Linked DNA regions of Homo sapiens: region 1 is linked to region 2. A link is an interaction called in ENCODE POLR2A ChIA-PET data of the cell type or tissue named here. Cell type or tissue: endothelial cell of umbilical vein. All regions are shown on one strand. Links, peaks and the distances in the headings refer to the core of each region. The heading gives the core; the rest is flanking DNA.

Region 1 (16,741 bases), core at 6,940-10,939, 76 kb after region 2:
ACAGTCATCATAGTTAATATATACATGGCATAGAAAAGTACTTAGTATAGAATAGCTGCTAAATATGTGTTAGCTGCTAATATTAGCTCCTACAGCAGTACTAACCAATAGAAATATGTAAGCCATGTATACTTTTAAATTTTCAGCAACCACATTTCTAAAGGTAAAAAAGAAATAGGTGAAATTAGTGTTGAGATTTAACCCAATATATCCCAAAATTATTTCAATGCCTAATATAAAAAGTATTAGTGAGACATTTTTTTCATTTTGTAAAATACTAACTCTTTGAAATCTGGTGTGAATTGCATTTACAGCACAGCACAATTCAGACTAGCAACATTTCAAGTGTCCAGCAGCCATGTGTGGCTAGCAGCTAACATGCTGCCCAGCACAGCTCTGAGGATTTATATTCCTCCCGTGTGATGATGGACCAGAGAGTCTTACAGCCTTCTCAGGTCTGTAATGCCGAGTTTGAGATGCTTAGCTTCTCTGCCACACTCTGCAAGCAGGGCACTGATGCAGGTCTTCGGAATGTATTTATTGCCAAAGATCTTAGCCTCGTTTCCTCGGCAGGTGCCCAACCTCACTGAGAAGAATATTGTAGTAGCCTCTTACCCTTGGAGAAATCTCTGCTGACTCCCTGGCAAGTGGAAAAACCATGAGCCAATTAGTGTTTTGCAGGCTACTTCATTACTATGGTCTTACTAATTATGAAAAGGAATGCCAAGGTTATTTTATTAATTTTCCCATGTTACAGTTTTCTTCTATTTGGAAACATCCCCAGGAAAATACAAAAAGTGTTTTTTCTATGAATATTTGGACTTTTTCTGGTAGATTATCTCCCTCCAACCTTCTGATTGTGTTATTGCATTTTTATTCTATTCTCTGGACTGGGTCCAATATCTCCACATTCCTCTAAATCATGCTGCCTCTAACTAGACCCAGAAGTACAGTCAGCTCCTGACCAAACACCAAATAAAGTGGAGAATGACTTTTTGGCTGTGGTGTGATATCTATCTCTCCTTCCTCCTGCAGGGGCAGTTTCTTGTTATCCCAACAAGTCTTAGCTTTGGTTCCTCAGACTTGGGCAATCAAGATACTCATAATCTAAGAAGAACCAGTATTGATGAAGGATGAGCAAGGAAAAAGGGATGATATCATTTAATCTCAAGAATAAAAATTGAGCCCACTCAATCAATGAATTTCATTTGTGATGTCCTGGATGGCAACACTCTTTGGAGTTTACAATTGTATTGCTTTGACAAGACTGACCTGCTAGTGTGATCAGAAAACAATGTTTCGTCATGAAATGACAGGGCAGTTTTGCTTATGAAGGGTCTACAAACTAAGAGAATAGGTTTAGGATGTCAGAACTGAAAAAGATCGGGTATGGTGGCACATGCCTGTAATCCCAGCACTTTGGGAGGCCGAGGCAGGCAGATCGCTTGAGCCCAGGAGTTCGAGACCAGTCTGGGCAACATGGCGTAACCCTGTCTCTACCAAAAGTACAAAAAAAAAAAAAAAAAAAAAATTACCGGGTGTGGTGGCCCACACCTGTAGTCCCAGCTAGTGAGGTGGGACCTGGGGGCTGAGGTGGGAGGAAAGCTTCAGCTTGGAGGTTGAGGCTGCAGTGAGCCATGATTGTGCCACTGCACTCCTGCCTGGGCACCAAAGTGAGACAAAGATAGAAAGAAGACAGAGAGAGAGAGAGAAAGGAAGGAAGGAAGGAAGGAAGGAAAAAAAGGAAAAGAAGGAAAGAGAGAAAAAAGAAAACAAAAGAAAAGAAAGATCTTGGAGGTCATGTACTTTGATGTTCCCTTCTACTAATGAGGAAAGGGGGAACAGGGGAAGTTAAAACCCTTGGTGAAGGTCAAATGGCAAGTAAGCAAAAGAAATGGGTCAGGAAACCCAGTCTCCTTGCTCTTGGTGCTCATGGCACTACATATTACACTGCTGTTACCTTGATATTTGGATAAAGGAATGCAACATACTGCTCCTCCCAAAAGGTTTTACTACTTTACACAGGTTAGCTGGTCATTTTATTTTTGCTTCTTTAACTCAACCCCTTTCACCTGGGCCTAGTTCTCATCAAAGGGTGGTATTCAATGTATCCAATGAACCCAATTAGCATTTCTAAAACGCCTGGGCAACACAACCAATAAGAAGATGCTATTGAACCTCTTACTTCCCCACTAATCCCCCTGCAGTTGGCAGAACTTAGCTGCCATGCTCAGTCTACAGACTACAAAGTTGCTTTGAGTTTCAAAAGTGGGGATCTGGAAAAGGATCTTGGCACAGCCCAAAAAAATAAGAATACTTTCACAACGATCCCTCATCCAGAGTTAGACTTGCTGACTTTAGAGGGTGGGAGTGTAAACTAAGGAGAATCATATACAAACCACCTATGGGAATCTAAGAGGTGATAGGCTGGTAGGCTCTTTGGAGGTGGCTGGGACAGAGAAAAAAGAAGAGGGACAGGACCTCTGTGAATCAAAGTCAGATGTGCCTGCCTTAGACAATCATTGTTTAATGTTGTCTAATATTTTAACTCCTTCAAAATGTCAACTGTTCCTACAGAATACACACATGTCAAATTTCCAAGACAGCATCATCTACCTGTACCATGCTCCAAATCCCATCCTCCCAGCTGCCCCTACTTGAACCAGACTGACCTGCAAAAATAGAGCAGAAAACTCACAGGCAGTAATGTTCCCCTTAAATACCCTACAATATGTCATTAACAAGAATCACGATGAAACACTATTGTAGAAATTGCCAGCATTAAACCAAAAGAATGTTGGTCAGTTCATGTTTCTTTTACAGTGTGACTTTGTTTGAGAGGGATAAAGGACAGGAAGAGGAGTGTACATCTTGCTTTAGCTGTTCCTCACTTGGCTAAGGAACTTTTGCTGTAGGAAGTGAAGACCCTGCACCTAGTTACAAGGCTTTTGATGCTTGTTTGTCAAGTTCAACTGTTAAAGGGGAGATAGGCTCTTCCCTAGTAGGGAGAGGGAGGAAGGAAAGGGGGATGGGGCGGGGGGAGGGAACAGGTAATATCTGCCATATAAATATTAGTATGTAGCTGACACGTTATAAACTGAGCTGTTAGGGTGAATTTCAATTTTGTTGGAATCGACCTTTTTTCCCTCTTAAGTTCAATTGACTTACAGTAGATCCCAGAAAGAACTCAATACGTTATTTATTCTAGAAAGCTTTCTTCCCTGAGCAAAGGAGGCAGAGCTAACGAGGAGAAGGGAGGAGCTTAGGTGAACAGAACTGAAGTCACAGCTGGTTAGCATGACTAGAATGCATGGAAAAGCCAGCCCAAATTAGATGAGTGGGTAGATAGAGAGCTTTGAAATCCTTGGAATTAATGGTGGAGTCCATCGTAATTGAAAGGTCGGGCCTTAGTGGGCTGGGATAGGGAGAGAAGCTGTCGGGGACCTGGGGCAGTGAGCCTGTACCCCGTGGCTTCTCACACACTATTTTGAAGGCGTTCCCATGCGCAATCTCGCCTGTCAGTTCAGGCTGTAGGTTTCTCCTTTCTAACTCCTGAGCAGAACAACACTGAACGGTGGTAGTCTTGCCTTGCCACCCAATGAGTGCTAGAAAACAGTCACTTCAACCAATTGGTTCAGTCCGGAGAACGTGAGCACATTCTACTTTACTTTCTGTTCAATGATTTTGGAAAACAACCTTTTAGATTCTGGTCAGAAGGGGCTTGGATCCGTGACTTTGAAACACTCGCCACTACCACAAACGACTTTGGAAGTTAATCAGAAATAAACAGTATCTGGGATCTCATCCGTCCTAAACCCAGGGGTCAGAGCGTGGGGGGCTTCCACTAACTTCAGGTTAAGAGGATGAAACAGATCCGCGGAGAAGGGTCCCACGATCCCTGGAGACTAAAAGCAAGCCACGAACAGCCGGGACGCGCGGGCCGGGGAGATGCGCCGGGGGCTGGAGGGCGGAGAGCACCCCCCGCAGGTCCCGGCCAGAGCCCGGGGCCGGGTCACCTGACTCGCGGAATTTGGGGCCGCGAGGGGTGGAATGGGAGGGGAATGGTTAGCGCCTCCCTTCCCGCTCCCACTGGATCCAGGTCGGCGGGGGCCGGCGCCCGGCGGCCACGTGGTGGTGCTGCCGCTGCCCCCGCCCCGCCGGCCTAGCCCGGGAGCTCGGCGCCCACTGACCCCCGCAGCGGGGGAGGAGGAGGGACTGCGGCGCAGGAAGCCGAGCAGGAAGCGAGCCCGGCGGCCGCGTTTTCCTGGGGAAGCGGCGGGCGGGGTGGAGCAGCCAGCTGGGTCCGGGGAGCGCCGCCGCCGCCTCGATGGGGTGAGTGCGCGGCACGGAGTTGGGAGGCTCCCGGCGCGGGGTCCCGGGCTCGTGTCCCCGCCTTTGTGTCTGGAGCTCGGGCGCGGGAGGCGCTGGGGACGGCGCCCGGGCGGAGCGGCTGAGCGGGCTGCAGCCGGGGTCCCGCCACCTCTCCCTGGTCCACCGCCGGCAGCCCACTGTCTGCGGAGAGCAGATCTGGGGACAAGAGGAAGGAGAGGAAGGTGGAGATGAGGGTAGAGCGGGAAGACCCGGCCAAGTTAGGAGAAGGGTTCTTCCCGGGTCCTCCGCGACTCGCAGGCCGGCTGGGGCGGGGCGCGGGGCAGGGGCCGCGGCGGAGGGAGCGCGGGTGGGAATGAATGAGCAGACCCGGAGATGCACCCTGGAGTCTGCGCCGGGTCCCACCTGTTTCGCCCCGCGCGGCGCCTCGCTGCCCCCGCGTCGGTGCTGCTGAGCCCAATCCGCCTCCCGGCTGAACTTGGAGGAGGTGGGGAGGGAGGTGCGAGCGGGAGACTCCGGGTGGCTCCCAGGACGCGGGGTCCGCTATTGTTCCTCCTCTGACTCCAGGGAGCCCCTCGGCCGGCCCAAGGGCGGGGGCGAGACCCCTCTGGGCCTGCCCCTGCCCCCTACCTTGTTTTCCCCGCCGCAGCTCGGGGAGAACGGATGCTGGAGTTGGGGCAGACTCGGGGCCGCCGGGACTTCGGGAGTAAGGAGGACGTGGAGCCACCAGAAAGGCGCCCGCCATCTCCCGCGACCCCTGCCTGGTGGGGGGTGGGGGGTGGGGTGTCGTCCTCAACCACCTTCGCTGCCTTCTTGGGCAGGTTGGTGTCGGTTTAGTTTCTGCGGTTTGCAGGGTTGACATCCTAACTCCTTTGAGTTTCGCATCCCCCTTTTGTGGAGGGGGCTCAGAGCCTGGAGAAGCAACAGACGGGGAATTAAGGCAGATGCAGCCCAGCACAGCGTGGAGGGGTCCGAAGTGGCCTCACGGGGGCCTGAGCATGGCTGTCTTTCCAGGCTCCTCTTTATTTGCCAGGAGCCCAGCTAAGCCCAACTTTACTCCCAGAAATGTTGAGGGGAATCTGCGGACTCGAGGCCCCTCGCCTCGGGACCAGCGGCTTCTCTTCGCCGCAGCTCACGCATGATCGGGGTGGGATTCCGTCTTCCTTCCGGGAGAGGAGAATGCCCAGCTGCCTGGGATGGGGAAACGTTGCCGGATCTCTGGGGAATGTGGTCTCAAGGCTGCAGGGGCCTGGCAGAGAGGAACTGTCCATCACTAGGACATAGCCGAAGCTCGCCTTAGCGAAGAGAGTCTCACCTCCTCGGGCTTTGCACAGAGTTGGAGAAGAGGTCGGGAATCACAGGGAGGCTGGATTTTGGCTGCTCTGTCCCCAGCCTGCAGGTCCCTGTTCGCCCTGTGGCTCGGAATTTTATTACTGATGTATATAATCTGATAATCTTTTCTTAATGATGCCTAACAAGTGTGATTTTTTTCCCCCTTGGGTTTGTAAGACAGTTGATTTTATGTGAGGAGATTGATCCAGTTCTTATATTTTAGCCAGTGCTTGTCTAACAGAGATTGGGAGAGCTATCCCGTGCTGGGCTGTTGCACAGTTTTCATCTCCATTCACTGAGATGCTTCAGTAATGAATTTATTGTTTTATGGCTTTTTGGAGATGGTGGTGGTGGTGGTGTGATTATAACCCTGCTGGAAAATCTTATTACTGTTATCTGAATTGAAGAGACAGAAAGGATGCTGAGCCCCCTAGGGATTCCGTAGGGGAATGATGTAGTGTCCCGCCCACCAGTAGTGAACCTGACAGTGAAATTCTCTCTCCAGTCTGCTAGTTTTCAAAGCATGTTCTAGGCAGGTACACGTACTATCACCTAGGCTTTAAAAGTGAAGAAGCAGATTTGGAGGTTAAGAACAACTGGGCCTTGGAATTAATAGAATGCAGTGGACAACTTTTGCCTCTCCTTCCTCCACCCCCTCCCTCCCTTCCTTCTTTCCTTTTTTTTCATCCTTTAAAAATAAAAATAAGGGCCAGGCATGGTGCTTATGCCTGTAATCCCAGCACTTTGGGAGGCCGAGGCAGGCGGATCATGAGGTCAGGAGATCGAGACCATCCTGGCCAACACAGTGAAACCCCGTCTCTACTAAAAATACAAAAAATAAAAATTAGCTGGGCGTGGTGGCACGCACTTGTAATCCCAGCTACTTGAGAGGCTGAGGCAGGAGAATCGCTTGAACCCGGGAGGTGGAGGTTGCAGTGAGCTGGGATTGCGCCACTGCACTCCAACCTGGCGACAGAGCAAGACTCTGTCTCAAATAAATAAATAAATAAATAAGTATGAAATATTTCTAACATACATAAAAACAGAGTATAGTAAGCCATTTTGTCTTCTACTTCCTAGGTTTAATAGTTGCTAATATTTTCATATTTGATCCATACCTCTCCCCCCCCGGAAAAATAAACTATAACTTAAATATTTGATCTATTCCTACTCCTTTGCCTCCATCCTCAGGTAACCTCTAATGTGAAGTTAGCGCACACAGTTCTCAAGCATGTTTGGAACTACACTGTATCCACAAAAAAATACATGTGAGTTTGTGTTTAACATTTTACATAAATGGCATAATTCTACCTATGTATAGCTTGCATTTTTAACTTACTATGTTTTTGAGATACATGTGTTAATAGATCTTTATTCACTTTAGCTGTTACAGAGAATCCCAGTGTATGAAAAAAGTATAGTATATTTACTCCCTTGCCAAGAGTAAGTTAGGGTTTCTGGTTTTTCACTGTTTTTTGTTTGAGCTGCGGTCTCGCTCTGTCACCCAGGCTGGAGTGCAGTATCGTGATCACTGCTCACTACAGCCTCAATCTCCTGGGCTCAAGCAGTCCTCCTGCCTCATCCTCCAAAGTGGCTGGGACCACAGGCACATGCCACCATGCCTGGCTAATTTTTTTCATTTTTGTAGAGACAGGGTCTTACTATGTTGCTCAGGCTGGCCTTGAACTCTCAGCCTCAAGTGAGCCTTCTACCTCAGCCTTCCACAGTGCATGAGCCACTGTGCCTGGCCTAGTTTTTCACTGTTACACTTTTTCTGCTGAGTGACACTCTATTTCCATTTTCATTTTTATTTTTATTTCTTTTTACTATAACAGTTTGTACAATAAACATCCTGAGATGTTTTCTTGTGCACACATTTTTCTGTTACACACTTATTTAGTTAGTTGCTGGGTAATGAAGTTTAGGTAATATTGCATTTATTATTCATTCTTCAACAAATATTTAGGGTGCTTGTATGGTCTTGGCTATCTGTTGACTAAAAAAGTGAAACTGATTAAATTCTAAGAAGATTACATAGTTGGCTGGATTATTTTTTTCTTTTTTCTTTCTTTGTTTTAATTAAGAAAAGTGGGACTGGTGTAGTGTTGCATGCCTGTAATCCCAGCACTTTGGGAGGCCAAGGCAGGAGGATTGCTTGAACTCAGGAGTTCAAAACTAGCCTGGGAAACATGGTAAAACCTCATCTCTACAAAAAATACAAAAATTAGCTGGGTGTGGTGGTGTGCCTGTGGTCCTAGCTACTCAGGAGGCTGAGGTGGGAGGATTGCTTGAGTCCTGGATGTCAAGGCTGCAGTGAGCCTAGATTACACCACTGCATTGCAGCCTGGGCGACAGAGTGAGACCCTGTCTCAGCTCCCAGCACTTTGGGAGGCCGAGGCAGGTGGATCACCTGAGGTCAGGAGTTCGAGACCAGCCTGACCAACATGGAGAAACCCCGTCTCTACTAAAAATACAAAATTACCCAGGCGTGGTGGCGCATGCCTGTAATCCCAGCTACTCGGGAGGCTAAGGCAGATGAATCGCTTGAACCTGGGAGGTGGAGGTTGCAGTGAGCCGAGATCCCACCGGCCATTGTACTCCAGCCTGGGCAACAAGAGTGAAACTCCAACTCAAAGAGAGAAAGAAAAAGAAAAAGTGGCTCTTCATTGTAAAATTGAAGCATGAGACAAATCCATGGTGCTGTTTGGGATTCTTGTGCAGAAACCTTTTCTCAGCTACTCACTGGCCGTGTGACCTTGGATTACTCACCCAACCTCCTCTTCCTCATTTCTTTGGTAAGATTAAGGGGTAGGAGTAAGCATTTACAAAGGCACATTCCTGTTCTAAGAGTCTGTGAAAATGTTGCTGTGTTAGTGACGCATTTTTACCCTAATGGTAACCACTCAGGCTGAAAGGAGTTTAAGGCATTTAAACACATTGGCGTCCTCATTCCTTCAAATTGCTGGGCACATTCTTTTTTTTTTTTTTCCCTAAGTTCATGTCAGACACATGTTACACATGCAATCATCATGCTCGTGAATTCTGCAAAAGGATCACCAGGCGTCTTGCCTCAGAGCCTTTGCATGTGCTCTTCCCACTACCTGGAAAGCACTTCTCTTAGACGTCTACATGGCTGTGTCATCCCTTCAGGTGTTATGTTGAGACACCTCCTTCCAGTCCAGCCTGCAACCTCATCCCTGCTTTATTTACCTCCAAGGCACTTACCACCTTCTAGCTTGCCGTGTATAGGTTGAGTATTCTTTATTCCAGAATGCTTGGGACCAGAAGTGTTTCAGATTTTGGATATTTTTAAAATTTTTGGAGTATTTGTATTACATGGTTGAACATTCCTGATCCAAAAATTTGAAGTGCTCCGGTGGGTCTTTCCTTTGGTGTCGTGTAGGTGCTCAAAGAGTTTTGGACTTTGGAGCATTTCAGATTCAGATTCAGATTCCTGGTTTAGGGATACTCAATCTATAATTTATATCAGTATTCTGTACTAGATTATGAGCTCTACAAAGGCATGGGGTTTGCCACTCTTGTTTACTGTTGTATTCATGGTGTCTAGAACAATGTTGACCCCTAGCAGGTAAACAGATGTTTGATGAACAAATGGATATGCTTTTTGTTGTTATTTTTTCTCTGTGGAATTTCGCCTTTAACACTTACTGGATATCCTAAATGGTGCTGGTATGTGCACCATATCTCATATTTACAGATTCCTTCAGGGTAAGAAAACTTATGTCTTCTAGGGAAACCACTCCTTTTAAATCTATGTGATTTATCCTATAAGCCACTTAATGTCTTCAGACTTTTTTTCTCCCAACATTTTGCCTAATCCTGAATTTAGAGGAAAACATAAGTAACACGGTGCTTGGAAGCACACCCATCTTTCCTTTTGTGATAACCTGGTTTCCAATGCGATGAATGTGGAAGATGCATAACCAGTAGATGCTGACTGTATTCCACACGACATCTGCAGTAACAGGCCAGCAGCCATCCCAAGCAACATGAAGCACACTGCATTTCTTTCTTTTTTCTTGAGATGGGATCTTGCTCTGTTCTGGAACTCCTGGGCTCAAGTGATCCTCCCACCTCAGCTTCTCAAATAGTTGTGTCTACAGGCGCGTGCCAACACACCTGCCTAGTTTTTCTTTTACTTTTTACAAAGACAAGGTCTCCTTATGTTTTCCAGGCTGGTCTTGAACTCCTGGGCTCAGAAGGTCCTCCTGCTTCAGCCTCTTGAAGTGCTGGGATTACAGGCATGAGCCACTGCCCCCGGTCCACACTGCGTTTCTAAGAACAAACAGTGTATTTTGTTGGATTGTTGCAGAGTGTACATCATCATTGCCCTGACTTTGTGCTTTTATCTATGAGGATTTTTTTGGAGGGGGAGGAGGGATGTATTTTTCATGATGGAAGGAAAATGAGAACCTTAATCTGAAGATGTTGGAGCAACTAATATGTAGAAAGGTCCCTAGATATACTCTAAGAATTGCCACATCGTACAGTCCTTAATTCATGGCACAAAAAACATTCACTATTATAGCACTAATGCATTGTTTCAGTAGAAGCCAACTGAATTTTTTCTACCTTGCATGATGAGTATAGGAGTTGACAAAACAAAGCTAAATATATCAGAGGCCTCTTGGATGCATTTTATATGGTGATAGGGAAAAGGAGTCTAGATTTTTTTTCCCAGTGAACTATATTAGGTATACGATACTGATGATATCCTTTAAAACATTACTAGAATACTGAAGTACACCATTTACATTTCTTATTGTATCCTCTGTAATAAAATGATATTGAAAGAAATCAGTATATTATGGATCCAGATAGGGTTAAACTTTAAGCTGAAAATCATAAACATAGAATTATATGATTATTAGTAAAATGTTGCACAATTTAAACAGATTTTTTTTTTTTTTTTTTTTTTTTAGACACAGAGTCTCACTCTGTTGCCCACGCGGGAGTGCAATAGGGTGATCTCGGCTCACTGCAACCTCCGCCTCTCAAGTTCAATCAATTCTCCTGCCTCAGCCTCCTGAGTAGCTGGGACTGCAGGTACATGCCACCATGCCCGGCTGATTTTTGTATTTTTAGTAGAGATGGGGTTTCATGTTGGCCATGGCTGGCCAGGCTGGTCTCGAACTCCTGACCTCAAGTGATCCACCTGCCTTGGCCTCCCAAAGTGCTGGGATTACAGGTGTGAGCCACCATGCCCAGTTTAAAGATATTTCTTCCCTTTGTAGTTAGTCATGAGCTGAAAAGTACAGGTGGTTCAACAAAAGATAAAAATTGTTCATCAAATGTCAATTTTCTAGCTCCAGCCATCTACAATGAACAAAAAAATTAGCCTCGTCTTTGACATCAGGCCCACTGAGAGATATCAGCAAATCTAATCAGTATTTTAAAAAGTAACTTTTGGCCAGGCATGGTGGTTCACACCTGTAATTCTAGCACTTTGAGAAGCTGAGGCAGGAAGATCACTTAAGCCCAGGAGTTAAGAGACCAGCTTGGGAAACATGGCGAAACTTTGTCTCTAAAAAAATACAAAAATTAGTTGGGCATGGTGGTGCATTCCTGTAGTCCCAGCTACTCAGGAGGCTGAGGTGGGAGGATCACCTCAACCCATGAGATCGAGGGTTGCAGTGAGCCAAAATCTTACCACTACACTCCAGCATGGGCAACAGAGTGAGACCCTGTCTAAAAAAATAAATAAATACAAATAAAAAGTAACTTTACTGACTTAACCATGTGTTTAAAAACAAAGCAGTACCTTCTTCTGTTTAACTGAAGGAAGCATGCCTTGTTCTTCAATTTTATATTCTATGTGTCCAGTAGAGTATCTGCCACACAGTAGGAGATTAACATCTCTCAACTACTCCTGCCTCAGAGGTCATTAAGCCCCTCATGGCGGTCATCAGATATAGAGTTGTCCTAGTCTAGAGGAGAATTAAACAATAATCAAAAGGCAGAAATCAGCAACAAAGTGCGAAGTCGAAGTTCAGAAGATGTGAAAGAAACACTTTTCCTCCTTATCCACTCTTTGCGGAAGTTTGTGCATTGTGTCTTGATTGATTCACCAGCTGGGTTTTTGTGATCAGTGTCACCTCATCTAACCTTACTTGCGATCTAGGCCAGTCCCTTCTGTAGTGAATGGCATTCACTGGAAATTAGTCTTGCCGTATAATTCCATGACCATATGTCACACCGGGGCAAGGGGACACCTTTGGGAAGTTCTTCATGATTTGCTAATCCCTGCTTCTAAATAAGCAGAATCTAGTTGTGAGAAAAGGTGGTTGTAGTCCAAGAAGCTTACTGTACAGTGGAAGGAAATACATGGGCTCTTTTTTTTTCTTTCCTTATTTATTTATTTATTTTCTTAAATTGACATTTAGGCCAGGCACAGTGGCTGCTGCCTGTAATCCAAGCCCTTTGAGAGGCTGAGGAGGGCAGACCACTTGAGCTCAGGAGTTCAAGACCAGTCTGGGCAACATGGCACAAAACCCCATATCTACTTTAAAAAAAAAAAGTATATTTATATTGCAGTGAGCCAAGATCACACCACTGCACTCCAGCCTGGGTGACAGCGAGACACTGTCTCAAAAAAAAAAAAAAAAGGAAAGAAAAAAATTGACATTTAGTGAACACCAAAGCTTATTATCAAGGAACCAGTTTCCCTTACACTTATTTATTATATTACCTTTTAAAGCTCAACTTAATTTTTCATATCCATTTTAGGTATTGTTATCGATAAGATATTCTGTTTTCTTATGATCTAGATAAGTTCAATTTGCTTAATTAATTTATTTATTAAATTTTTTATTTCCATGGGTTATTGGGGAACTGGGTGTTTGGTTACATGAGTAAGTTCTTTAGTGGTGATTTGTGAGATTTTGGTGTACCCATCACCTGAGCAGTATACGCTGCATCCTATTTGTAGTCTTTTATCCCTCACTCCCTTCCCACCCTTTCCTCCTGAGTCCCCAAAGTCCATTTTGTCATTCTTATGCCTTTGCATCCTCATAGCTTAGCTCCTACTTATGGGTAGGAATGTACGATGTTTGGCTTTCCATTCCTGAGTTACTTCACTTAGAATAATAATCTCCAATCTCATCCAGGTCACTGTGAATGCTATTAGTTCACTCCTTTTTATGGCTAAGTAGTATCCATCATATATATATATATATGTGTATATATATATATATGTGTATATATATATGTATATATATGTGTATATATATGTGTATATATATGTGTATATATATGTGTATATATATGTGTATATATATGTGTATATATATGTGTATATATGTATGTGTATATATATACACATATATATGTGTGTGTATATATATATATACACACATATATATATGTATATATATACACACACCACAGTTTCTTTATCCACTCATTGATTGATGGGTATTTGGGTTGGTTCCACGTTTTTGCAATCAGTTTGCTTAATTTAGCTGTTCTTTTCAAAGAGATAATAACTCTAAAACTAACAAGCAGCATCTACCTCTTTTCACTTTCACTAAGTCTGTCCAGTTCCTTTTGCTGGCTGAAGTGATAGACACTCAGAAAACAGGCAGTGTTAACTGATGGAGAATAAAAGGCCAGAGAAGCCTCCTTTTGCACTAGGGCAGCACAGAGTAAAGTGTTTTCCATTTTTTTTTCTTTTTTTTTTTTTTTCTCTAAGAGGAATCCATTTGCAAACCAGAGAAAACCATCCAGCAGTGATTCTTAAATATTCGTGAGGCATAGATGGACACTTGCAAATCTGATGGGGGTTTTGGACCATTCTTCCTTGGAGAAACTGATGTATGTACAATGATGCTATAAATTCATAATTTTTATCAGTCTCATGAGTTTCATGGAACTCCTTGCCCTAAGGCCATTTATAAACCTCCTTGGAATACCCAGGTTAAGAACCCACAATGACCACCTCTCAAAGTTTGAGAATACAATTACAAGGGCTCTATTTTTCTATCATGTGCCGCTATTCCCCACCCCACTGCCACCCACAGTTCGAAAACCTATCATACATGAGTGAAAAGTAATAATTGTGGGTTTTATACTCTCAATTTGAAAACTAGTCATCGGTTGCTATGTCAACCAGTCAACATACTATTGACCATTTTTAGGATCTATTTCTATTGGATGTAATAAAATGCAATTTATATGCAATGAAAAGGTGGTTTTGTAATATGACTATTTCACAGAGACCTGATGAATTCTAAGGATGAGTCTTAAGTTTCTCACCCCAAGGAGTTGGGTCTGTTCTGTCTTCAGCTTTTGGTGGCAGCAGTTTCCCAGTTTTGCTGTTAACAGGAAGGAATGGAGATGTCCCAGGCCCCACCTGACAATTCTTGTAGTCTCACAGGAGATGTCCTGCGCCCCACTTGACAATACTCCTAGGCTCACAGTAGGTGTCCCAGGCAACCCCTGACAGTACTCCTAGGCTCACAGATGTCCCGGCCCCCCGACAGTACTCCTAGTCTCACAGTAGGTGTCCCAGGCACCTCCTGACAGTACTTCTAGGCTCACAGGTAGGCCTTTGGCTGCTCAGCCCAGTGGGGGAAATATCCCCAACTGGCTCTTCACTTTGCCTTTTTCTTCTTGGCCCCCCAGCCTGATGTGGCTGTCTTGATGGGGACCTGAAGAAGACAGGGCCACACTTTTAGTTGAGGAACTGACCCTCAGCTGGAAGCCTGCTCTTCTGGAGGAAAACATGCTTCTGTGGGAAGTATTGTGCATGGGGGAAGGGACTGCCACGTCAGCTGTACTCAGAACTGCTAATATCAGCATTCACCTTGGGTGACGTCCTCAAGCCATTTCAGTCAAAAACCAAGCAAAAAGGGCTGTGGATCTGCCTGTAACAGGCTGCCTGCCTGACCTGACAGAAGCTCTTCAGATGGGTCATTGTAATTGACTTGAGCACCTTCTCTGCCATAGGCACTTTGCTGCTGGACTGTCCTCGAATAAGGTCAGGGCTGGCCGTAGTCATTGTCAGGTTTCCCATTACCAGTATGTGTTGATGGGATAATTGGGTATTAGAAGATCTCTGGATGAATGACAAGCCCTGCCCTCGGGGACTTAAGAGTTTTAGCCAGGTTAGATATGGTCGCAATCTGCCACAGTACAAGGCGACTGTTAGTGGTGGGAATGGGGTGGCGGTGGTGGGAGGGAATTCTTTTCACAGATGAGGCTGAGGCCTAGAGAAATGGCCCCTTGGAAAGGGACAGTTAATGAGAGGCAGAGATGGATGAGACCCTGGTACTGGCTGCTCAGCACTGCACTTCTACACATTATACTTTTCTGTTTCTCTCACAGGTCAACAGTGACCTTGAGACTCCTGTATGTAGCTAATTATAATTGTTATTTGGAATTGATATCATTTTTCTATTTTGAGAAAATGTTCACGTTTCTCTTTTTTTCTGAGACAGGATCTCGCTCTGTCCCTTAGGCTGGAGTGCAGTGGTGCAATCTTAGCTCACCGCAGCCTTGACCTCCTGGGCTCAAGCAGTCCTCCCACCTTAGCCTCCCTGGAGCTGGCACTACAGGTGTGTACCACCACTCCTGGTGAATTTTTGTATTTTTGTAGAGACAGGGTTTCATCATGTTACCCGGGCTGGTCTCAAACTCCTGAGCTCAAGCAATCCGCCTGCTGTGGCCTCCCAAAAGTGCTGGGATTACAGGTATGAGCCACCATGCCCTGCCTGAGCCTTTTTTATTATTATTATTTTTTTTGCATTGGAAAAAAACTATTTAAAACATAGGCATAGAAATTATAGCCAATAACGGTATATTTACCATCCAGAATTTCCTTGGGCTACTTTTGATTTTTGAGGAAAGACTCCTAAGTCTTAAGTGCAGAAGACTTGTATAGACTTGGACAATTCACCTCGAAGAAGAGGGTAAAAATTGGGAGTTCCAGGGGAGGCCAATGGCATTGAGCAGCAGCACGAAGGTCAGAAAAGGTGCAGGACCCAGGCCCTTGGCTGTGAGAACCGTGTAACAAATGTTTGTCAGGCTTTGTTGGTGAGCTCACAGATTCCATGCTGAGGCTCTTAATCTGACAAGAATGCTCAAGTAATTTGAACATCTCCTCCCATGAAAGCTGACATATTGGTGATTGATCCTTTTTCAAAAATGAAAGGAATTACTTCTGTTGCCGAGACAGGAGAGGCATACACAGTGGCCTCTTCTCAGCCACCCAGAGGATGTGGGAACTTGTGAGACAGGAGGCTCATGGACAACCGGCTGCATTTTCTTTCTTCTCTAGGAAAGACAGCCAAGACAGGGGTGGACTCACGCGTATAATCCCAGCACTTTGGGAGGCTGAGGCAGGTGGATCACTTGAGGTCAGGAGTTCAAGACGAGCCTGGCCAACATGGTGAAACCCCATCTCCACTAAAAATACAAAAATTAGCTGGGCATGATGGCGCACGCCTGTGATCCCAGATTCTCGAGAGGCTGAGGCATGAGAATTGCTTGAACTCGGGAAGCGGAGGTTGCACTGAGCCGAGAGTACACCATTGCACTCCAGCCTAGGCAACAGAGCGAGACTCTGTCTCAAAAAAAAAAAAAAAAGGTGGGCCCCACGAAGGGTTCAGTGTCCTTTATTTAACATGTTAGGAGGCCATAGCACCAGGCAAGGTGCTGAGTATTTCATCTTTCTGTCTCCAAGCACAGGCCCACTTCAGACCCAGTTTCTATTTATCATGGGTGCAAGTTGATTCAAATGCTCTCACAACCTTCTTGGGTCTTTGTTTAAAGAAATAAAAAAATTTCTTAGATTTTCTTTGGAGTTGATATCATTTTTCTCTTTTGAGAAAAACATTTCACATTTTTTATGAGCTTTTTTAAATTGGGAAAAAAAAACTATTTAAAATATCGGCATGGAAACTGTCATCAATATCCATATACTTACCATCCAAGATTTTCTTGGAGTGTGTTTTTTGAGGAAAAACTCATGTCTGCCGCTAACTTCATGATGTATACAGCCACTCAGCAATCTTGATAAATTCCTAGGTAATTAGGTTCTTTTTTTTTTCTTGAGATAGAG
Region 2 (16,741 bases), core at 8,356-12,355:
CCAAATTCCAGCTCCTTCACTTGAACTATTTGTGTATAACATTCTCCCTTATCTACAAAATAGGAATAATAATATCTACTTCTTAGATATTAAACCAAGGATTCAACAAGGTAATATAAAAAGACTTAGAATACTGCTGGACCCTTTATTAGTGGTGAACCAACTATTATATTTTATTACAGGTGGTGGAAACAGTAGCTGTAGTGCACTGTTTCATAAGGTCCTGGGGTTTTCTAAAGGGAGGCAATGTGTGGTCTTCTCTCCAACCCTTTTCCTGCCACCAGCATGGTTGGCATGAGCAAGTTGCCTTGGTAACCTGAGAGCAACAGTTGTTGACTTCAGGACTTCTACATACAGCAGAACGCTGCCTGGTTCTATTCCCTTCCCTGGGAGCATTTATAGGACTTGGAATCACGTGGTCTGCACACCTGACTTGATGAACTACTTGTTTAAAGAGCTGGAAAAACCCAAAACAATAAGGAGAGCAAAAGCAATGTGAGAAGAAAGCTGCCTCAGGTACGGGCCTTTTGCTCTCTGAGGTTGTTTGGCTATCACTTCCTCCACATGCACATAGGAGTAACAACCTAATGAAATGCTCAGAAGGCTGCCAACACCCATCTCCAAGGCTCTGGAGGTGACTTCAATGAGACCCACTTAAGGAGCCCCACAGGCTCTCCTGAACACTATGCAGATTGGCTAATGAAATCCATCACCCCTCTTCTTTGACAGCTTCTTAATTAACCATCCTTTTAGTAAATCCAGCTGTGTACAATGCATAAGCCATGGGCACATTTCAATGAACTTTAAATAATGATTTTTATAAAATTGGTGAAAAAAAATTAAATGAAAACCCTCTGCCTAAGCCTTTTATCTGCAGCAATTAGCAAACATTACCCCAAGTTGCCTGTCTAATTTATAAGGTCTTGAGGACCTGATCTTTTTTCTGTCCCCACTAGGATTGCACAGATAGGTTTTAACTTCTGCAGAGAGGTTCTTAACTTAGGGACCAATAGACCCACAAGTGTTCCAAAGAGAGAATTCAGCAAGTCCATGAAGTTGGATGGAAAAAGATTACAACTTTATTTTTGCCAGCCTCAAATGGATATTTAGCATTTCTTTCAATTCAAAAGGCTGTCAGCAAACTACAATTCTGTACTTACAGCAGTCCCTACTTTTTTACTAGTAAAAATCAGATATTTTCATATCAAATAATAATTGTTGCAGATACCTTGAAATAGCATTTACTAATAGCACTACTTCTAAATTAAAATAATCAATAGAACTGCCACTAGGTCTTATTTAATGCATTAGGAAAAAAAGCACATACATTATTATATCACAAATGTGTACTTTAAGCATTTTGATAACTGTATTTTAATATTACTACAGTCTGCTGTGGAATTCTATGAATTTTATTTTATGCATTTTAAAATATTCCTCTGAGAAAGGTTCCACTGGCTTCACCAGGCTGCTGGGGGTTCCCATGGCATGAATAAAGTTAAAAACCCTGGAGCAAGGGGCCCAATTCCTGGCCCTCCTGCTGATCAATAGCACACCCTTCTTCTGTCATCCTCATCTTCCACTCTTTTTTGTCCTTCTAGTTACCCCCACCTCCTTCCCAGCCCTAGGCACTGCGTTGCATTTCATTTCTGATAACTCTTCCTAAAGTATGAACTAAAAGCATAAGGCTGGGCTCTCATGCCTGTAATCTCAGCACTTTGGGAGGTGGAGGTGGGAGGATTACTTCAGCCCAGGAGTTCAAGACCAGCCTGGGCAACATAGGGAGATGCTCATTGCTACGAATAATTTTTTTAAAAAATCAGCCAGGTGTGGCAGCATACATCTGTGGTCCCAACTATTCAGGAGGCTGAGGCAGGAGAATCGCTTGAACCTGGGAGACAGAGGTTGCAGTGAACCAAGATCACACCGATGCACTCCAGCCTGGGCAACAGAAGCAAAACTCCGTCTCAAAAAAAAAAAAGCCACTTACACTTATATGTCCTATGGTTGCATAGGCACCCCTGATTCCCTTCTCCCATAAGAGCTTGTGGGGGCCTCCCACTCCCTGCTCACTGTGAGAAGCGCATCGCCCTGCCAGAGGCCCCTGTGCCACCATGGAGCTTCAGCGGGGCGGGTTCACCGTGGTGCATTACAGAGTTTTCCTAAAATGACACCCTCCATCCTGTGGTTGATACTGTGGTTTGGAGATTTTTAATGAGCCCATAAACTATCTTTATAGTTGTCCTTGTTTGTTTTTAAAACATTGGAGTTATCAGCAGGATCCTGAGTCTCATTTCACTCTTCAAGCAGATTCTATTTTTGGCTTGGCAAACTTTGAGAGTGGAAGCCTTTTCCACGAAGAAGAAATGGAGCCAAAAAGAAATGGCTTCCTAAAAAAGCTTCATGTGCTTCTGGAAGAAAAATGATGTAGGAGGTGGAAGTCCAACCTAGAAATAGAACAGAGGCCAGAGGCAGGAGTCCTCCTCATGGGAGCATGACCTGTGGTAGCTCTGGGCTGGGCCTGCAGAAGGCGCCATGCCTGGTGAATGCCCTGCTCCCGCCATCTTGAGATGAGATGCTTCTCAAGTGTGGAAGAATCAGTTCTGCATTTTCATTTTGTACTGGACCCCACAGATTATGTAGCTGGTGCTGGCCAGCTGGGCTGTGTTGTGAGTAATACCTCCTTGTGTTCTCAGAGGATAAGAAGGGAGCTCAGTGGGGGGAAATGGCACCTAAGTTGTAAGGGTGCGTGAAGGCTTATTTTAAACCTCAACTCGACTGAAACATGCGGTGTCCAGATTAAATATTATTTCTGGGTGTGTCTGTGAGGGTGTCTCTGGATGAGATTAGCATTGAATCAGTGGACTGAGTAAAGCAGACCGCCCTCCCCAGTATGGGAAGACATCCTCCAGTCTATTGAAGGTCTAAGTAGAAAGCGAAGGTGCTGGAAGAGGGTATTTGCTCTCTCTGCTTGACTGCTTGAATGGGAATGTTAATCTTCTCCTGCCCTTGACTGGGACATGTACCATCAGCCCTCTGGCTCTCAGAACTTGACCACCAGCTTTCCCGGGTCTCCAGCTTTAAGATGACAGACCGTGGGACTTCTCAGCCTCCACAATTGTGTGAGCCGATGCTTCAAAATGAATCATATACATTAGATTTTATTTTATTTTTTTTTGAGATGGAGTCTGGCTCAGTCACCCAGGCTGGAGTGCAATGGCGCAATCTCAGCTCACCACAACTCCGTCTCCCGGATTCAGGCGATTCTTCTGCCTCAGCCTCGCAAGTAGCTGGGATTACAGGCACCTGCCACCACACCCAGCTAATTTTTTGTGTTTTCAGTAGAGATGGGGTTTCCCCATGTTGGCCAGGCTGGTCTTGAACTCCTGACCTCAGGTGATCTGCCCACCTCGTCCTCCCAAAGTATTGGGATTACAGGCGTGAGCCACCGCACGCAGGTTCCATTTTAAACTGATTGGATCTCCCCTGGGAGAGCAAATCTGACCTAGAGCAAAGGCCTTGTTCAGCCTGGGGTGTCCTGTTGGGTCCAAGCATTCATGAAGCTACATCTTTCAGACCCTTAGGTCTCAGGAGCCTCCTTAGAGAACCCAGAATTAGAGTGTGCCCATGAACTGTATTCATTTGCTACCACTGCTATAACAAAGTACCATAAACTTGGTGGCTTAAAACAACACAAGCTTACTCTCTTACAATTCTGGATACCAGAAGTCTGAACTCATCCTTATAGGCCTAAAATCAAGGGATCTGGAGGCCCCAGGAGAGAACCTGTTTCTTGCCCCTTCCAGCTTCTCATGGGTGCCAAGAATCCTCGGCTCATGACCTCATTACTCCCATCTCTGCCTCTGTGGTCATTTTGTCTCCTCATCTGTGTTAAAGCTCCATCTGCCTCCCTCTTATAAAGACACTGACAACCACATTTGAGGCCCACCAGGAAAATCTCTCCATCCCAAGGTCCTTAACTTAGTTGTATCTGCAGAGTCCCCCTTGCCACATAAGGTAACATTCACAAGTTCCAGGGATTCAAGCATGCATGTCTTCGGTGGCCATCACTCAGGCTACCATAGGAGCTGTTGTGAAAGTTTGTGCTCAGCCAAGAAGCCCAGTGTCTTCCTGCAGCCCCAGGCCACTCCAGCACTTCCCTCACTGCTCTCCACTCTGGGCCTGAACTTCCAGAAGGCTCCCTGAAGCAGATCCACACCTCTGCAGCACCACTTCCCCAACCTTACCAAAGTGTGCCTGTGAACAGATGCTGCAAGAGGAGAAAGGAGAGGGGGAGGAAGGAGAAGGAGAAAGGGTAAAGGGAGGGAGGGTCACTCCAACCTTGCCTGCTGGTTAATGCAATAAACTGAATTGGACCAAGATGTCGATCACCTCTAATGATGGCATACATACTCTTAATACTTAATTTGACTCAAAGAAGAGACTAATAAAATAATTCCAGGCCCTGGAGAGGTCCACAGGGAAGACACTTTTGTTCAGGCACTGAAAAATAAACTATATCCATTTACCAGTAGGCTGGTCTGACCACTGGAACCAATGAACGACAGCAGTTCAGGCATTTTATAAACCCAGAGCACTGGCCAGGGATGAGCTCTGCAGCAATGGGTTTGCCTCTGTTTAGCCTCAGAACCTGGCTGACAACAGAACAGGGCCTGCGGGAAAACAAGGACAGGTGGCCAGTTATCCAAAGGGCTTCCTGCTCCACCATCTCCTACTCTCTCTGGACAGTTCATACACCAGAGAAAATGGCCTAAATATACGAACCAGATGATATGAGTCCCTTGGGAATGGGACTCATAAATACCACTCTGGGTGGAATTTAGCACAAATGGGATGGTGTGCAGAGCCATCCCTGAGCTCCCGTGAAGTGAGTGGAGTCGTCCTCTTTGTTATTCTCCCCTAAAGGCCCCTTCTGTCTTTACCCTGCCTCATAAAACTCCCCACACATTCAGCCCCCAGGGCCTGACACTGTTTCTGTCTTTGCGGCCCTGTCAGCAAGGGTTCAGGGGATAGTGGAGGAACATAAACACTTTTTTTTTAAAGAGAAGGTCCCACTCTTTTGCCCAGGTTGGAGTGCAGTGGAGCAATCATGGCTCACTGCAGCCTTGACATCCCATGCTCAAGTGATCTTCCCACATCAGGTCCCCCAAGTAGCTGGGACCACAGGCATACAACATTATGCCTGGCTAGTTGCTTTTCTTTTAATTTTTTTGTAGAGACAGTGTTTCCCTACGTTGCCCAGGCTGGTCTCACACCCCTGGGCTCAAGCAATCCTCCCTCCTCAGCCTCACAAAGTATCGGGATTACAGGCATGAGCTTGCTATTCCTGGCCCTAAACACATTTTTTTTTTTTTTTGAGACGGAGTCTCGCTCTGTCACCCAGGCTGGAGGGCAATGGTGTGATCTCGGCTCACTGCAACCTCCACCTCCAGGGTTCAAGTAATTCTCCTCCCTCAGCCTCCTGAGTAGCTGGGATTACAGGCGTCTGCCACCACATCCAGCTAATTTTTGTATTTTTAGTAGAGACAGGGTTTTGCCATGTTGGCCAGGCTGGTCTTGAACTCCTGACCTCAGGTGATCACCTGCTTCAGCCTCCCAAAGTGCTAGGATTACAGGCGTGGGCCACTGCGTCCAGCCCTAAACACATTTTTAAAAGAAAATATGAATAACGTGCTAAAAACCAAATGGGTGATGCACATAATTTGTGTTGAAATTCAGAAGGGAAAGAACTTTGTGAAGGAGGTGATGCTTGGATTTGGCCTTGAACCCGTGAGCCAGGCACAGGCAAGCAGAGGATAAGGCCAGTGAGTGGGAAAACTCACGGAAGAATTAAGAAAAGCCACATGAGAGAGTCATAGAAAGGCCACGGGCTGGGGTCAGGGACATCTGTGATGCACCCATTAGAGCTATAGTCTGGTCCAGAGGGGACAGGGCCTAAGCTAAGGTGATGATGATAATGAAGGGCAAAGCCTGGTAATGGAGTTAATGTGGCCAAAGAGAGTTAGTGCTCCACCCACCCAGCCCCAGTGTGGACTCCTGGCCTTCCCCATCTAAATGCTACCACTCTCCCCATAGCCAGGAAGCCCCACAATTCTTTTATCTTTTGCTCAGAGCCCCATAGCTAAACACTATTGACTTTAATTTTCAAATATATGTCCAATCAGATCAGTTCTAACCACCTTCATTGGCACCTCTCCAGTTCGACACCATCTCTTGTCCAAGTTACTGAAACAGCCTCATGGCTGCCCTTCCTTTAAGCATTTTGCTGTATTACAATTCATTCTCCACACAGCTGCATAAATACAGGCAAGCCACGCCCCTGCTTAAAGCCCTCCAAGGCTTCCCGCAGCATCGCAGCATCGGGAATTAGATCCAAACACATTACCAGGGACAAAAGGCCCTCCTTGTCCTGCTCTGCTTTGCTGTCTGACTTTGTAAAACCATCCCAGAGATGAAGTGGCTCTACTCCGAAATGGTACCAATTGTCCTAACTCCTGGTAGACGTTTCCTATGTGCCAAGGATTCTTCTAGGTTCTTCATAAGTAGTAAATCATTTGATTGCCCCTCCTCCCCCTAAATAACACTAGGAGTTAAATCCTATGGTCCCTATCTTACTGATGAAAAAATTGGAACACAGAAATCTTACATAAGCGGCCGGACTGGGGTGAGACCCCTGACTCCCCCATTATGCTATACCCTTCCCCATCTCCTGTGGCCAGTGGAAGTGATGATGCAGTTTTGTAAGAAGGAAAACTGTGGCTGTGCTGGAAAGTGAGAAAGGCATGTGTATCCATGCATACACATACATACCTTTAAATATGTGACATGTTCAAACACACGTAGGAAAGAGTGTAAAAGGATATCAACAAAATGTTAACAGTGATTATCTCTGGAAATGAGAGAATGGGTGCTTTCTATTGTATTTTCCTGAATTTACACCTTTTCTAAAAAAATTTCTAAACATAAAATAGGTATTGCTTAAATGTCATCCTTTTTTAGTGAGGCTTCCCTGAAGACCTTTACATCCCCCTTACATGCTCCCTCCCTCATTTCTGCTTGACTGTTCTCCACAGCACATACCTTCATTCAATATACTATACATTTTACTTATTGTAGTGGTTTTATGCCTCCCTTTTAGAATATAAATACCATAAGTAGGGAATTATCACCTGTTTTGTTCATTCCTGTATCCTTAGACCCTAGAATAGGAAATTCATAGTAAGCACTCAATCTGTTGAATAAATAAATGAAATCAATGAATTAAAAGAAAAAGTAGGTCATTTTTAGGAGCACATATCATAGGCAACCTCTTCACCTAAGGCTGACCCAGAACAGAGGCTGGCACTCCTGTGGGTCACATGTTCCCACTAGTTTGGGAAAAAGTGTTTGCTATCTCAGCATCATGCTCCCCTCATCTGCCACCCTCACAAGGAAGATCACTACCATTGGGCAGCCAGCCATTGTTCTAGTTGCCTACGATGCTACCTGCTCTTCTTGTCTTTACTCTGTTTGTACAAAGCCTACACTCCCTGGAAATTTCACTCACGGCTAGTTCTGTGTTAACTTTGCTTACTCCATTTGTGGAAGTGGTCCAGCTCTCTTCCCAGCCATGGATAGAACAGCTGGTGGGGACAGCTTAAACAAAGTCAGGTGCTAACTGCTTCCCGCCCAGTAGCTGGTGTTCAAAGACTTAGCTCAGCCCTTGGCCCCAAGACTCTGCTGTGCAATTTGCACACCTCCCTCAAGAGGCTTGGGAGAGAAATACAGTCCCCATAGCCATCCCCTTAGAGACAGACTGAGAGCCGAAATTCCCTTCTTGCAAAAGAATTTGGGGACAGTCCTGGCCCCATCAGCTGAACAGACAGTTTGGTTTTATAAAACAACTTGGGGGAAAACTAGATAACTCTTATTTTTTGATTTCCTGGGAAAATAATGTGATTATTTTGTGTATAAGTGTTTTTAATTTGACTTTTTAAACTATTAAAATATTATTGCATGCCCCTGTAGTCCCAGTTGCTCGGGAGACTGAGGTGGGAAGACCACTTAAGCCCCAGAGGTCGAGGCTGCAGTGAGCCATGATCATGCCACTGCACTCCAGCCTGGGCAAGACAGAGACAGGCTCTGCCTTGAAAAAAAATGCTCTAAGCAGAAATGGGCAAGGGGAAGCTTTCCACCCAGTATTTGATGAGAATCACTAATCTAGCAGTCCTCCTGTTGTTGGATACTTGAGCTGCCTCTAATGGCTCACCAATATAAATAAGGCAACAACAAACATCTTCAAATATATAGTTTTTTATCTTTGGAATTCCTTCTTGAACTTGACCCTTCTACCTGTTGGTTTTAGCTAGTATACACCCAGCATCTGGTAGAAAACACTTTTATGTTATATTAGGCTGAAAACCTGGGAATCCTATGATTTGTGTGGGCCACACCCTTGTTTCTGTAAGAACTGTTGTGTTTTCACAGGAAATGTTAGTAATACAAGTGGTGTTAAGCAGTGAATAGATGTTCATTTACTAAAACAGGAAGAACCAAAGTAGTGTTGAGAGGCAGAATCCAGACAACAGGAAACAGTCACAAGATGCAGAAGGTTCTGTGAGTTCTGAGGGTCTGTGCAAATTTGACTCTGTAATAAGGTAGATGGGCAAAAAGTGGAAATATCAGGTCTGAGACATGAATGCAAGAAAGATCCTGTGGACAAAGAGTCTAGTATAGTGATTAACAAATATGGGTTCGGAGTCACACATATGTTCAATTTCCAGTTCTACAGATTAGGTGTGTGACCTTGAAAAAGTCGCCTAAACTCTCCAAGCCTTGGTTTCTTATCTCTAAAATGGAAATTGTAAATGATACTACATTGACAGGGCTCTTATGCCCTCAAACTTCCCTTCGGGCTTGGCCAATACAGAGCCCCAGCTGATGAGAGGAAGGAAAGAGAAGGAGGTCAAAGTATATATTCTATAAGGTACCTCCTTGTGAGGTTGTGGCTGTGTCCCTCAACAAGAAAGCAGCACTCCTTTTCAAGTGGCGTGCTCTACAATACTCCTTTTCCCTTCAGGTTTCAACAACCTCTTCTTCTCCTTATCTCTTTGGCCCTAGAGATAGCATCTTAGTTCATCTTCTGTAATTTATAACAGAATACCTGGAACTGGGTAATTTATAAGAAACAGTTTATTTCTCATAGCTTAGGGAAGTCCAAGGTTGAGAGGGCCATCTGGTGAGAACCTTCTTTCTGGTGGGGACTCTCCGCAAAGTCCCAAGGTGGTGCAGGGCATCATATAGTTGGGGGGCTGAGTGGGTGAACTCAGGTCTCTCTTCCTCTCCTTATAAAGCTCACTCCATGACAACCCATTAATCTCTGAATGGATTTATCCATTCAGGAGGGGAGAGCCCTTAGGACCCTTAAAGGTCTCATCTGTCAATAATGACACATTGGGGATTAAATTTCAACTTGAATGTTGGAGGAGACAATTATCAAAACCACAGCAGATGGTAACCACTCTGAAGTCCCCTGTGGTTCCCCTATTCTCCCCCATCTTTGTAATTTAGCTCTTAGTAAATCAACCCTGCTCAAATTATTCTACTTTGAGTGTGCTGTCTGATTTCCATTGGGACCCACACCAATACAGTATCCTTCCCCTGCTGTTTTATCTATTACATTCCTTAGGCCCTCTGGCTTCCAGATGGATTCAGTCAATAAGGACCCTGGATGGTGGAAGGTGGGGACTTGCAGGCATGTCTGTTTTCAGTGATGTCTCCTGTGGTTCCAGCTTTGAACAGTGACTGGCCCCTGGGCTTCAATAACACAGCCCGTTCCCTTTTGCTCTCTGCTGTTGCTGATCTCAGCTGCCTCACCATTGCTGTCTGGGTTCTCTCCTCTTCCTTCACCTGCATAACCAATTCCCTGGATTAAATTTCCTTTGGTTAAAATACTTAGAAGAAGTTTGGTTGCCTTGGTTGGACCCTGACTGATATATTCTCTAAGTCGCAGTTTCCTCATCTGTAAAACAAATCTAACAAATAATACCTATCACCAAAGGATAATGTGAGAATATTAATGTAGGAAAAACCCATGATAACTGCTCAATAGATATTAACCATTAGTAGTCTTTTCAGAGCTTCTGGTGGTCCTTGGGATAAAGTCCATCCTCTGTAATATGATTTATAAAATATGGCTCCTGGTGGGGTGTGGTGGCTCATGCCTGTAATCCCAGCACTTTGGGAGACCGAGGCAGGTGGATCACCTGAGGCCAGGAGTTCAAGACCAGCCTGGCCAACATGGTGAAATCCCGTCTCTACTGAAAATACAAAAATTAGCCGAGCATGGTGGTGCACACCTGTAGTCCCAGCTACTTAGGAGGCTGAGACAGGAAAATCTCTTGAACGTGGGAGGCAGAGGTTGCAGTGAGCTGAGATCACACCACTGCACTCCAGCCTGGGCACTGGGCAACAGAATGAGACTCTGTCTTAAAAAAAAAAAAAAAATTCTGGCTTCTGGTTTCCCTTCCAGTCTCATGTCTCCCTCTCTGTCTCATACAGATTCCCCAGCCCTATATAAAGTCTTTCACTGTTCCCTCTACTAACTCTGGCATAATACCTATTCCACTTTATTATAATTACTTATCTCCATCCATCTTCTCTGCTAAAGCTGTGGGGTCCCCAGAACTTGTTCATAGCTTACTCACACTAAATCCTCAGTAAATGTATACAAATAGAAGGAAGGAAAAAGGAAAGGGGAGGAAACAAGAGAGGGACAGGTAGTAGTAAGAAGTACAATGACCTAGAGATCCTGGCAAAATAGTGGGTCAACAATCTAGACCAGTGAGTCAGGGGTAAAGGCATAGACAAAAGCTACTTGTTGCTAGGAGGCAATGGGTCAGAAATCTAGATGGAAAACAGTACAAGGCTGTACAAACAAAGGAACCAAAGGTAAACATGAAACAGAAGTTTCCAGCCCCACCAGGAGCTCTTATTCACCTCCTGCTGACTCGGGAAGCTGTTCCACCATCCATCACGCAAGGTAAGAAAGGCGAATGGCAGCACCTGGCTGGAAAAGGAGTGAGGGGAAGTATGGGTGGCTGATTGTGACGGAAACACAAGGCTGTACAGCACTGGCCATGTTCCTTGAGTCAAAATGATCCAGGTGGCTTTCAAAAATCTTAGTACATGAGAAATACCCCATGGCCCACTCTCTTATTTCCCCTTTCACCATGGAAACTCGCCAAGCTGAGTTTCTTGACTGGGCTACCTGCACGACCAAACCAAACAGGCACCTAATCTCTAATCTTACTGCTGGGCTCTGTCTCAGACCAGATGAGCAGAGTTCAGGCTGGATATCCCACAGGAGGAAGGCTGAATACCCCTCTCCTCACCAAAGTTGGTTAAGGTCTGGGTGAGTTATGTCTCATGTTCCTGTTGTGAAATGGAATGAACAAACAGGGGATGTGATTCATGTCTGTAGACACGTAGTATTCCTGAGAGCTAATCAGGAAATGCCATTTCATGTCTGGTCTTATAAAGCCTCTTCAAAAATTTGATAGAGGCTAAAGGGGAGCAATCATTTTAAAGTGAGCTCTTGTTATCTCTTCAACCACCTACGCCACACGCCCACCACTAAGTTCTGAGAAAACTTTACACCCCCCTCTTCTTCCTCTGCCCTAGTCCCTCTCCCCAACCCGTACCGCCAACACACACACCTGCATACACATGCACATGCAAATTGTTTGAAAGAAACATCATATGGCCAGGTACGGCGGCTCACGCCTGCAATCTCAGGACTTTGGATGGCTGAGGCGGAAGGATCTCTTGAACCGGCCATAGTGGCTCATACCTGTGGTCCCAGCCACTCAGGAGGCTGAAGTGGGAGGATAGCTTGAGCCTGGGAATTCCAGGCTGGGTGAGCCGAGATCGCGCCATTGGCCTCCAGATCAAGTGACAGAGCCAGACCCCGTCTCAAAAAAAAAAAAAAGAAAGGAAACATCATACAACATGAGGCATACTTTACACTGAAGTAAGTTGTTGTTTTCAAGGCAAAATGAGTTTCCCTTAATTTATAGGAAATAAAAAGAAATATTTAAAAGACTAGTAAGAACAAATAAATCCAGTTCTCAGCTGGTGATCGATAAATAAGAAAAAGAAAGACAGATAAGGAGAAGATTCACCTATAAATTAAGTGCATTTAACAACTTAAATTATTACTTCCCCCAAAGGAAATGAAAATGGACCCTCTGATCAGAGAGATAAAGTATGTTTTATTTTAGTTTTTTAATTAATTTTGCAGGGAGACACCTAAATTTACCAAAAAAGGGAGCTAATATCAGGGAAATACAAGATCTTAATGGAAAGATTATGGAATTCACAAGTTACTGGTGGCAACAGTTTGGACACAATTAGACATCTTAACGATAATGAAAGTATATAGTTTAATGAATCTATGTCAAGGGAAGCCTTGAGTATAAAACCTTTACAGGGTCCGACGAGATGAGGACTTTTGCTCAATGAGTAAATAGTGTTTGACCAGTTGATTAGTAAGGATGTGTTTTTGAATTCCTCGAGATTTAACAAGATGACAAATCGGACTTGTTTAGATTTCTTTTTCGGGCTAGCAAGAACACTTTGACACACTAAGTAGGAGGAGTCCCCTCAACCCTCTGTGAGACTCCTAAGCCCACTAACCCTGAAGTCACACACAGCTCAAGACACACAGAGGGGGCCTCTAAGCTGAGAGACGTTTATTCAAAGACTTCTCTGATCTATCAGAACTGGTGATCTAGGAGCTTTTTGTAAAGCTAGGTATTCTTCCTCTCCAGAAAACAAAAGCAAAAACAAAACACTTTGCTTCTCTATCAGAGGGATCCTTTTCATTTCTTTTCGGGGAAGTCTTCTTTCACGTTTAAATGAGCTCAATTTATAGATGACTCTTCTCCCTGTCTGTTCTCCTTGTCCCCTTTATCAAGCATGGTGAAAACTGTGGAGTCATCCTTGTCTCATCTGCTCTGACTAATTTGTTTACCATATCTGGCCAGTTCTTCTTTTGAAGGGTGGCTGCAATTTTCTCTTTCTTATCTCAGTTGTTGTTGCTTTGCATTAGCATGTTTTCATAGCCTCTCCTCCTCTCAGTCCCTTCCCTTCCTCCTGAAATCTAAACCTTTCTGACACTCTTTCATCTGGCACTGCCCCCTCACAACTGTTATGAGTTCCTTTTTCTCCCACATTGAGTCTGAATTCCTCTCTATGGCTTTCAAAGACTTTCTTATTCTTCCTCAACCCTCTTCATTATCTGCTACTCCCTAGTGCTCCCTTCTCTAGTGAGGTCAATATTCTCTTCCACTTACTGGGCTTGTTTCTCTTCTTCCTTCTCTTTACCCATCAATTGCCCTGTCCATTGGCTTATTTTTTTTTTTTTTTTTGAGAAAGGGTCTTGCTCTGTCACCCAGGGCAGAGTGCAGTGGTGTGATCTTGAACTCCTGGGATCAAGCAATTCTCCTGCCTCAGCCTCAGCCTTCCAAGTAGCTAGAGTTATAGACGCATGGCACCATGCCCAGCTAATTGTTTTTATTTATTTATTTATTTATTTATTTTTGAGATAGGATCTCACTTTGTTGCCCAGGCTGGGTTGAACTCCTGGGCTCAAGTGGTCCTCCCTCCTTCACTTCCCAAAGCGTTGGGATTATAGCCTTGAGCCACCGCGCTGGGGCCGGCATTTCTCACTTCTGTCTGCAGAGCATGTCTCCTCATCAGAGACCAACTTCTTACAAAGTCCCACTCAATGACTGAGATTCTTCCCTTTCTCTAAGCTCCCACAGCATGTAAAGTTTGTGGCACCTGGCTTGATACAGGTCTGGATCATTTTCAAACCGCTCTATTTGTGTGAATCTTGTCTCCCACAAAAATGATACACTTTTCAAACAAAAAGTCCATTTTCTCTGCTTACATGCATTTTGTGTCTATAGGAAAAGTTTAGAAGAGAAAGCATGATTTACATTGGATCCGTTGACATCATCATGTGATGGAGAGGCCTTTGGAGTCAGCCAGACTCATCTCAACTCTGCCACTTACTCATTGTGTAGGTGAAACTTCTGAGTCTCCATTTCCTCATGTGTAAAATGGGGATACTAATTCTTGGCAGAGTTGCTATAAAAATTAAATGTCATAAGATATGGAAAGCTTCTTAGATACTATTTGGCCCATAATTATATGCCCAATAGATAGTAGCAATATCTATTATTAAATTCTGGAGGAGGTAGGTGGCAAGACTCAATTCTGGAAGTGAGTTGGACTCACTCTCAGGTGTCCTTAGATCCTAACTGATAGGGAGAGAGGAAGCAAGAGCAGACTTCCTATCTGCTCAGCCTGGATGTGGTCAACTTCTGTCTGGGATGGTGTTTAACTGGCTGGAGGAGTTTTACTTTCTAAGATGAGAAGGAAAGGTTGTCCAGAGGGACCAGCATTCCAGAGGCTCATTTCCTGGGCCCAACTCTGAAGCTCCTTTCCTCAGAGATGATGCAGGACCCGATTATAGAGGTAGACACTGTCATACAAGAGCAATACCCCAGGGATGAGAAGCAGACATTTGGCCTTGACAGAGAGAGATTCTCCTGGTGACAGGAGCTGGACTGGTGCTGAGCGCATAAGGAGTGGCTCAACCAATCCTGCAGCAACCTGGATGCTAACAGGCACAGAGAGATATGAGGGATACAGTAATGTAACAGACTCTACTACAGTGCTTACTAAGTATGTGTCTGCATTGATCTTTGAGCTTTATGTTGTAATATTAATCTTCACAACAACACTGTGAGGTAGCTACCATTCTTGAGCCCCATAGTCTCTATCTATCCCTCTAGATTCCTTGTCTGCCCTCCTGCACTCTGCTCTGGGCCCTAGGAAGCTAGCTTTGATGGATGGCCTTAGCCTGCCTCCTTTGCACTCTGTATCTTAGTTGGGTTCAGCCACTGGGGGCTACTAACAGGAGGCACAAATATCCAGGAATGGGAATAAAACATTGGGTCTGAAAGATGGCAGGGTCAATGTTCCTCCACTGAGAGCCACAGCTATGAGTACACAGCCCTTTCTACAGGCAAATCCATAGTTACTCTTCATTCTCATAAAACCTGTGGGCCTAAGGGCAGAATTGGCTTCCTGATGTTGCTAGCTCTGGGGTGCTTCACTGCCCCATGCTGGTTTCCCCTAATCCTGCCCACTTTGGTGAGTAGTCTCTTTATTAAACCCTTCTCAATTTGAGAACACATCTGTTTCTTGCTGAGACCCTGACTAATATAATTATTGTCCCTCTTTTACAGATGAAACGCGGAAAAGTTCAGTAAAACCACCAAGTAAGTGGTGGAGCTGGGACTCAGTCCAGGCACCCAGACAACCTGGTTCCAGAGTTGGGCTCTACATTTTACTGCCAATGCAGTTCATGGAAATAACAAAGATGTGACCTGGAGAAATACCCATGACTGTAGCTTTGTGCTTTCACACCCAACCAGGCTACCTCCACAAATCAGTCTGGCCAGTGCTCACTACTCCAGGCCCCAGAGTCAGATTTTGTCATAGTTGCTTATTGTCAATTTCCTCCTTCTCTTAAGGAGACTGCAAACCCCTTCTCAGGCCAGTGTCTATTCAGGGTGGTTTTTGCTCACCCCAGTTCAGACTCCTAACCGGAGTACAAGGCGTTAGAAAGGGGTGGACCGAGGACAGAGGAAGAATGGTAGGCTCCACAAACCTAGTGCAGAAAGGTAAGACATGCGATCATTTCTTGCTTTTTTTTTTTTTTTGTGACAGAGTTTTGCTGGAGTGCAAGTGGAGTGCAGGCTGGAGTGTAGTGGCATGATCATAACTCACTGCAGCCTAGACCTCCCAGGCTTAAGCAATCCTCCTGCCTCAGCCTCCTGAGTAGCTAGGGCTACACATGTGCACTACCATACCTGGCTAATTTTTTTATTTTTGTAGAAATGGGATCTCTCCATGTTGCCCAGGCTGATCTCGAACTCCTGGGCTCAAGCGATTCTCTCGTGTCTGCCTCCCAAATTGCTGGGATTACAGACGTGAACCACTGTGCCCAATTTTCCTGCTTCTTCCTAATCTCTTTTCCTCCCTCTGAGGATGAGGATAATTCCCAAAGATGCTAACAAAGCTGTGAATGTGGAGGAACCAGAATTTTGCTCTGCGTCTAGGGCAACGTTTTATTTGGTTGTTAGAAACACCTAATTAATATACACAATTTTACTTCACGTGCCTGTTGTTTCTTGAAAGGCGAGGGGTTCCTCTTTGAGTATCATGCAATCCCATCTTTATCAAATGTTATTTGAGAAAACTGCCACTGAAAAATCAATAAAACAGTTATTGGAAAAGAATCATCCCGATGAGTGTCCATTAAGTCTCTAGCAAAGATTGATTTCAAATAAAGGACTGTTGTATAAAAAACTAACTCTTGGCTATAAGAGCTTATAATGGTGGAATAGTTTTTGTGTCTGCTTTTAAAAGCTATTTGGATCATTTTCCTCCTTGTCAGCACTCTTTATATCTATGGGATCATTCTTTAATGCAAACATAGTAGTTCAAGGCATAGAATCTGGAGCGAAATTATTTGGACTCATTTCTGGCTTGGTCACTCTCTGAGTTTGGGTTTGCTCAAAATTTGATGAGGATTTGGGTGCAAGCAGCTTATTTGAGAGGTAACAGCAGGAAGTGCCAGTAAGGAAGTGGGGAAGTGATGCAG

Evidence for each region. ChIA-PET counts read pairs that join two places held together with the same protein. Peaks named below come from ENCODE experiments on the same cell type or tissue, not always from the same donor. Only the 100,000 strongest peaks of a DNase experiment are listed, where the experiment ranks them.
Region 1: POLR2A ChIA-PET joins it to region 2 with 14 read pairs; 9 of 35 experiments call an interaction of 5 or more read pairs at or near these places.

Annotation. Positions count from the first base shown.
Region 1 is chr5:34,652,144-34,668,884 of GRCh38, forward strand. It overlaps RAI14 (retinoic acid induced 14), which reads left to right and starts at 4,185. Exons shown (of 18, transcript NM_015577.3): 1 at 4,185-4,332. RAI14-DT (RAI14 divergent transcript) reads right to left here and starts at 4,030. Exons shown (of 3, transcript NR_183264.1): 1 at 3,850-4,030; 2 at 283-640. RefSeq lists a silencer at 4,143-4,192. In endothelial cell of umbilical vein, for the core only: no CTCF peak of the experiment used is centred there; a DNase peak (open chromatin) is centred at 8,468; H3K4me3 peaks cover 211 bases; H3K27ac peaks cover 2,776 bases.
Region 2 is chr5:34,574,846-34,591,586 of GRCh38, forward strand. It overlaps LOC105374721 (a long non-coding RNA gene), which reads left to right and starts at 10,993. Exons shown (of 3, transcript XR_925916.3): 1 at 10,993-11,041; 2 at 13,974-14,086; 3 at 15,321-16,376. In endothelial cell of umbilical vein, for the core only: no CTCF peak of the experiment used is centred there; DNase peaks (open chromatin) are centred at 8,536, 10,806, 11,456 and 11,876; H3K27ac peaks cover 4,000 bases.